Linked DNA regions of Homo sapiens: region 1 is linked to region 2. The links are chromatin contacts, found by Hi-C or POLR2A ChIA-PET in ENCODE. All regions are on one chromosome and are shown on one strand. Each heading gives the region's core, a stretch centred on a gene start or an enhancer-like site at or near the end of the contact. The rest is flanking DNA. Distances are from core to core; before and after follow the strand shown.

Region 1 (3,576 bases), core at 559-3,058, 1.0 Mb before region 2:
TTCCTTGATGGGGTAGGGCAGACAATGAAGACCCTCCACTAAATATGAGCAGCCATTGTGCACATATGGTACTGAGAATGACAACGAGTCTACACAAATCCATCTCTTTTGGAGAGATGATGTGACTGTAAATGATAATGATGAGGAAGACGAACTTTTATAGTATTAGCTTCATCCACAAACAGGAAATTATTATTGCTATTTTTCTATCTTTGAAGGGAGTCTGTTAGAGATGGCAGCAACATGGATGGAGCTGGAGGCCACTGTCTTAAGTGAACTAATGCAGGAACAGGAAGCCAAACACCGCATGTTGTTACTTATAACTGGGAGCTGAACATTGAATATGCATGGACACAGAGAAGGGAACAATAGACACTGGGGCTTACTAGAGGGTGGAGGGTAGGAGGGTGAGAATCAAAAAACTACCTATTGGGTAGTATGGTAATTACCTGGGTGATGAAATAATATGTACACCAAACTCCCTTGACATGCAGTGTATTTATAGAGCAAACCTGCACATGTAACCCTGAAACTAAAAGTTAAAAAATAAATTAAAAAAAAAAGTGGCTGGGCGTGGTGGCTCACGCCTGTAATCCCAGCATTTTGGGAGGCCGAGGCAGGCAGATCACGAGGTCAGGAGATAGAGACCATCCTGGCCAATATGGTGAAACCCTGTCTCTACTAAAAATACAAAAACTTAGCTAGGCATGGTGGTGTCCACCTGTAGTCCCAGCTACTCAGGAGGCTGAGGAGGAGAATTGCTTGAACCCGGGAGGCGGAGGTTGCAGTGAGCCGAGATTGTGCCACTGCACTCCAGCCTGAGCAAAAAGAGTGAAACTCCATCTCAAAAAAACAAAAACAAAACAAAACAGGAACAACAACAAACAAACAAAAAAACAAAAGAAAAAAAAATTATCCACACACGCAAAAAGAGTTTGGGTTCTGGAGCTGGACTACCTGGGTCTCAATCCCTGTCCTGCCTGTTACTGGCTGTGTGGTCCTCATTGAATCAGTTAACCCCACTGTACCTCAGTTTCCTCATCTGTAAAGTAGGTTAGTATGAGTAAACAGCTCAGAGTTTTGTTCTGAAGATTAAATGAATACATTCTAGTGCAGCTGCTAGAATAGACTGGTATACAGTAAGCATTTAATAAATGTTACCTATTATTATCCTTTATAGATTAAAGGCATCCTGTAAACTCTAGTTGAACATCTAACTTCTAATTGCTTAAGTGGATTCCAGCAGCTGTCTTATATGCTCAGGAAGCTTTAAAACATCACAATTCACTGGTAGCCTCTTCTGGGCAGGTATTATTGCTATTGAAGGTCAGAATTAGTGGGAGGTCTATTTTCTGCAACTTTATTCATGCAGCATGCATTCTTGGATGTTACTAACGTGGCACACCCTGGGCCAGGTGAACTAGGGGTTGGGGGAAGAGTAGGGTGAGGATGCAAAGATGAACATGGTATCAGTTCTTCAAGGGCTTGGGGGTGTGAGGTGGAGTAGGGTAGGGATGCAAAGAAGCGTAAAATAGCTTTTGCCTTCAAAGAGTTCACTGTCCTGAGAGAGGGATGATCAGTAAACAAATAGTGACAAAGCAGGGAGACATGTACAAAGTGCTAAGGGAGCACAGAAGAGGAAGTGACTGAGACAGACTGAGGAGACCAAGAAAGGCTTCGCACAGGAAATGACATATAAACTGGGTCACACAGGATGAGTAACTGTCTGGTAGAAGAGAGGGGGTGAGTTTCTAGGCAGGGGCACTACATGCGCAAAGGCACAGAGGCATGACACATGAAAGCCACAATATTTGGCAGGGTGAGCAGTTCAGAAGGATGTTTACAAAATGCCCTGGTTCAAGGACGTGTCATTGCCCAAGCTCCTTACTGTAGCTGGTGGAGCCTGGCAGGGGGCGGTCCCTGCCCACCGTCCCGAGCCCATCTCTTACTTCCCAACCCTGGCCACACTTGTTCCTTTTTGTGCCTGGATCACCACAGCAGAGTTCTACTTCAGGGCTGCTGCACATTCTGCTTCTTATTTGTAGAATATTCTTCCCAACCTATTTTCATGGCCAATCCCTTCTCTATCCTCAGGTCTTACCTCCTCAGGAAGATCATCCATGGCCACTTTCCCTGATGCAAGTCCCCTGTTATTCCCCATCACAGCATCTATCACTAGGAATGTATTGTGACCTGTAATTATTTTACCTCTCACCATGTTTTTTACCTGCTTCTCTGGAAGGTAGCATGAGACATCAGGGTCAGGACACCAACTGTCTTGTTCCTGGTGTATCTCTAGTATCCTAGTCAGTTCCTGACACAGCACTCAATCGAAGTTGTTGAATGAAGAAATAAAAGTATCAGTGAATGAATGAATGAATGAGAAATTTGGAAAGAGATTGGTTTGAATATCTTCCGTTGGTTTCTCCAGGTCCACTACCCTTCTCTATTCAATTCTGTGTCATGGAAAGCTGCTTGTGTGGGCCACCTCAATATCTTCCCTCTGTGTTGGATTCAGTAAATAGGGCGCAGGTAAGGGTGAGAGGAGAGGGGTCAGGGTGGCCTTGAGCTGGCTGCATTCCTTCCCTGAAGGTCTCAGCAAGGGCCCTCTCCACACAGCCTCTCTCTTTCCTCCTTTCCACCACTTTAGGCCTGCGGTCGGGGGGCAGGCACCTCCTCCCATCTTTCCACATTACTATCCCTCGTAGTTTCTCTAGAGTCCACCTACATCTTTGTAGTCCTTCTATTAATCTCTCTTCAAACTACCTATGCCAGTCTGTTTCTTACCAGGGCTGGGGCCAGGTTAGAAAGTACCTTATGTGCCTGTAAGTAGCTCACACCATATTCATTTGACAACAGAGAACTGTTAAAGGTAGATCCTTCTGCAGGTGCTATGGACTGAATATTCACATGTTGAAATCCTAACCCCCAATGTGATGATATTGGGAGGTAGGGCCTCTGAGAGGTATTTAGGTCATAAGAGTGGAGCCCCTATGAATGGAATTGGTGTTCTTATAAAAGGGACCCCAGAAAGCTAGCTAGCTCTTTTTCCACCTGCTGAGGACACAGCAAGAAGACAGCCATCTACGGACCAGGAAACAGGCCCTCGCAAGACACCAAATGTACTGGTATCTTGATCTTGACCTTTCCAGTCTCTGGAACTCTGAGAATTAGGTGTTTGTTGTTTAAGCTGCCCAGCCGCTGGTACTCTGTGATAGTGGTGTAAGCTGACCAAGACAGCAGAGGTGTGGCATAACCCAAAGGCAAGGCTAACACACAGCATCAGCGTAGGGAATGCCCTCCAAGCTTTCAGTAACATGCCCCATCATGTTGGAGCATGTCCCACTCATATATTCATATCTCTTTATGTGTAAGTTTTTTGTTTCTTTTTTTTGAGGCAGAGTCTCACTCTGTCACCCAGGCTGGAGTGCAGTGGCAGGATCTCAGCTCACTGCAACCTCCGCCTCCCTGGTTCAAGTGTTCTCCTGCTTTAGCCTTCTGAGTAGCTGGAATTACAGGTGCACACCACCACACCTGGCTAATTTTTGTATTTTTGGTAGACACGGGGTTTCGCCA
Region 2 (3,865 bases), core at 215-2,714:
TTCCTTGCAAAATTACTCAATGAATATATATTGCTTTGATCATTCAAAGTTATGTATATATACACATACATATACACACATACATGGATATTCAACTATTTGCTGTGCACTGTGTTGGATCCATTGTACGTGTTTTCTTTCTTTCCTCCCAACATCTCTTAAAAACATAATTGTCTTCACATTACAGATGAGGGAGCTGAAGATTAGAGAAGCACAATTAATTGTCTAAGGTTTTACTGTCAGTAACAATCAAAGCTGAGATTTAAATGCAAGTATTTAGAATGCAAATTTAATTATATTTCCAAAATATTACAGCTAATTCTTCACATGCATATTCTATCTTCAAACAAATGGGTATTACTGGTATATATTAAGTACATATATAACATACTGAAGCACATTCTAAGAGATAGAGTAGCCTGTAAACATAGATCAGCAACTGTAAATGGATACACAGTAAGGCATATACAGGTACAGGACTGGCTTTCTTGACTTGACATTAAGTATATGCACCAAGTAAAAGAGAGCTGCATTTCAGCCCTTTTCAGTGTGGCTCTTATTTGGGTTAGAAAAATGGTGATTATTTTTTATGACAGGAAGGATCAGATCATCTTAATTCATCATCTCCTTTGCATTCACTCTGAATCATTTTTCTGTCTTGGCCTACAAATTAGTAATGTTTTTTATTGCTTAACAATGCAAAGAATTATCTCATCATCTAAGTTCAACTCTATAATATTTAAGTTAATCAATATTTGCCATTTGTTAGGCATATGATAGATATTCAGATATTTACTAAGTTTAGACTGTATGACGGATTTTCTCTGAAACTAAGACCACTAGGTCAGTTAAAGTATTCCATCCAAACCCCACTGTGAATTATATTGCTGATTTTAAATGAGCTTCTATCCAGGCTGTTCAAGCACATGTTTCTTTCAGATCTTTGGCATCTCTGATTTTATTCTACCTTCAGGAATTAGGAAAATCAAGCTGAGTCCTTTAGTTTTATGTTTCCTCTGTATAAGTAGCGTCTACAATAAATACCAAAGCTTAAAGATTAATAAATCCCTCCACGTACAACAGGATTTATGACAGAAAACTGCAGTATTTTTACTAATTATTACAAATGACAATTGAAAATACTCACTTCTGGCTTTGCTCTTTTTATGACTGTAAAAGCCACTAGCATAAGGATGCCTCTTTTTGGTTAGGCTCATAATCTTTGATTTATCTTCTTCAATTCTGAGAAAATAAGCACTGAGGGGGGTCTGGTTTATATTACTGGGACAAGACAATGGCTCTAATCTGCAATCTTCTATTTTGTTTCTGCTGTTCAAAGACCAATTTCAATTTTAACTTGCCTGTTGTCCCTTTTCTGTTGGTAGAAAGCTGTTTTGATTACAGGAGGGGTGGAGGTGGTGGGGGTGAGGTGATGTCAGTGGTGATGGTGGTGGTGTTGTGTGTGTGCCTGTGTGTGTGTGTGTGTGTGTGTGTGTGTGTGTGCGTAAAAAGGAGCTAGGCTAGTAGAGGAATGGGAGGCAGCATACATAAGCTGTATTTGTGAATCTGCTTATAAACCTAACAGATTTTTCAGCTGAAATTTGGCCAATGTTAATTGTACACACTGAATTCATGCTGGGAAAATCTCTTTGGAAAAAAAAAAAAAAAAAGACAGAGAGCACAGCCGGCCTGTTATGTAAGATGTTTATTTTCATCCAATCCAACCCACCATAGGCAGTACAGAAAATAGGCCAGTGCTTCTGACCGGTGACATCACCTCATCATCAGGAGAAAGCGGGAATGGCTGATCACCATATTGTTAGTAAAGAGGATAATTTCCTTTCACAATTGTTTTTCTTTTGGAAACCTTTATTTCTGGAGATAGTGATCTCATCTCTGTGGGATGTTTATTTCTTCAGATTCTGTAATAACAGTGAAGCTACCTGGATTTCAGTTCTTGTACAATGCACATAAACACTTATTTTGGTGCTTTTTCTCTGGGTCTCCAAACGTTAAAAGATTGGATGATTTTAGCAGAACATTGACCATCCTAAGAAAATTGTGACGGGAAGAGGAATAATTATTCTGATATTTAACCTTATGAAGTATTTTATGTAGCCTTTGGTAATTTGCTTTGCAGAATGCCTCCTTTTCTTAGGCTGTGTCACATTATATTTGGGTAGATGGGCATTGTGTTTATTTTATGAATACTAAGAATGAAATGCACAGTTTTTAGAAAGTGTTTTAAGCAGGTCATTATCTACGCTATAATATAGACGTTTTTGCAATTTATAAGTAGTAAAGTGGGTGAAATTTTGTGGGTGTGTGCATGTAGCTTTTTTTTCTAATTCAAAATTAATAGAAAACTAAAAATAGGGTCTTTATTATAGAAGCTAATTCAGCTACTTAGAAAATATACCACAATAAAATTAACCAGTCTGTGGTTTGTTTATGACAGATTTGGTTAAATGACTTCTTTCTGTTACGGGACAATTTTCAGGATTATTCAAATTCACCCACTTTTTAAAATAAATAATTTGCCTATTCTTGTTTCATTCTCCCTCTAGAGGATATCAGTGCGTATTACAATTCAAACATTAAATATGCCAGTAGGTCTAATTTAAATACAGCACGATCCTGAGAACTGTTCCTTGACTTCATTTGTATTCAACTTAACTCAGTTCTAGAAGCCATTATCTTAAGTAGCTCTAAGTTTGCAGCACTTTTTTCCTTTAAACCTAGGTGTCAGTATCTTAAGGAGGTCATTTTTGTTTTGTTTTGCTTTGTTTTGTTTTTGTTTTTTTAAACAACAAAATCAATATCTTAACCCTCGTGAAGAGCAGTACTGAAATGGTTAGAGTTTCAGTTTCTAATATAATGAGCGGTGTGTGTTTGTGACTCTAAAAGTCTAATTATTGTGTTCTGGGATATCCACATTACATCTGCTAGGCAGTCTTTGAGGACACTGGAGGCCATTTAATGTTGTATAAATTAAGTATCACAATAAAAAGTGGTCCAGTAACCTGCAGATATGACAGTCAAATATTAGAATTGGTACAAAAATATTTATGGACATTCACCTGAAGATGAGCATAGGAAAGGGCTCCTTATCTTGCTTTCAAGAGACATGAATGATTTGATTTGCGAAAGCTGCCTAATCATTCAGAGCCTATTTTCTCTATCAGTAAATAGGAATAATTATATCACCTTTTAGTAGTATGAAGACCAAGTAAAATCTAGAAAATGCTTAATATGTGACTGACTTGGAGTAAATTATTTTCTCTTCTATTGTAATAAAAATTCTCTGGTTGGAGCTAAGAAGTGAAAATATAAAAATTAGCAAAACCTTTCGGGAGATTCCCCTCATTTCTTGATTTATTTTCTTATATGTTCTGTACTTCCAATTTCAGAGTCATGGCATGATTTTATCTTCAAAATGTTGTTACAGGACTCTTGCAGAAATGCCAGTCGTAGGTGGACAGTCTGGAAAAAGAAATCCATGATTCTGTTTCTTAGTGTGAGACTGTGGGGCTTTATTTCTTTTTGGTGGGACATAGAAAGGGAGAAATAGGTAGTCATTTATGTTTTGATTTAGAAGTTCAGCATATAAAGTTTCAAAAAGAAAGATGCTATAGAATATAATAATATATTTCTATTTGTATTTTAAAAGCCTAAAAATTATTTATGAAACTATTTGCAGGAAGTTGGGATTAGGCAGAAGTTTGGAAAACTTTTTCTTTCTCTGTACGGTTTACATAAAAATATTTTCATGAAGAATATACATGATAAAATTTCTTAAGGTGAAAGGTAAATCTTCCATTTCTGAACTCCAGTACCTTAATTTCCCTCTCAAAGACACCCACAG

Evidence for each region. A loop is a pair of places that touch in the nucleus more often than their neighbours do. ChIA-PET counts read pairs that join two places held with the same protein, here RNA polymerase II (POLR2A). Pooled maps may share reads with other maps.
Region 1: a pooled map shows a loop between it and region 2 (4-fold over the local background). The contact joins two enhancer-like sites. A Hi-C loop is called at or near these places in 3 of 168 maps with a recorded cell type or tissue (aorta, cardiac septum and heart right ventricle), 3 of 37 single-sample maps with no recorded cell type and 10 of 50 pooled maps. POLR2A ChIA-PET finds 5 or more read pairs at or near these places in 2 of 52 experiments (CD4-positive, alpha-beta memory T cell and activated B cell).

Annotation. Positions count from the first base shown.
Region 1 is chr12:92,592,188-92,595,763 of GRCh38, reverse strand. All of the region lies in intron 1 of LOC105369905 (a long non-coding RNA gene), which reads right to left. Among named protein-coding and RNA genes, the nearest start is that of PLEKHG7, 110 kb to the left of the region's middle. RefSeq lists enhancers at 1,966-2,065, 1,305-2,504. Within about 2 kb of position 1,808, at least 14 of the 41 ENCODE cell types and tissues checked have a DNase peak (open chromatin) inside an H3K27ac peak, as active enhancers do.
Region 2 is chr12:91,576,795-91,580,659 of GRCh38, reverse strand. The region is part of intron 1 of LOC105369896 (a long non-coding RNA gene); the gene reads left to right. Among named protein-coding and RNA genes, the nearest start is that of LINC02823, 250 kb to the right of the region's middle. Within about 2 kb of position 1,464, at least 3 of the 41 ENCODE cell types and tissues checked have a DNase peak (open chromatin) inside an H3K27ac peak, as active enhancers do.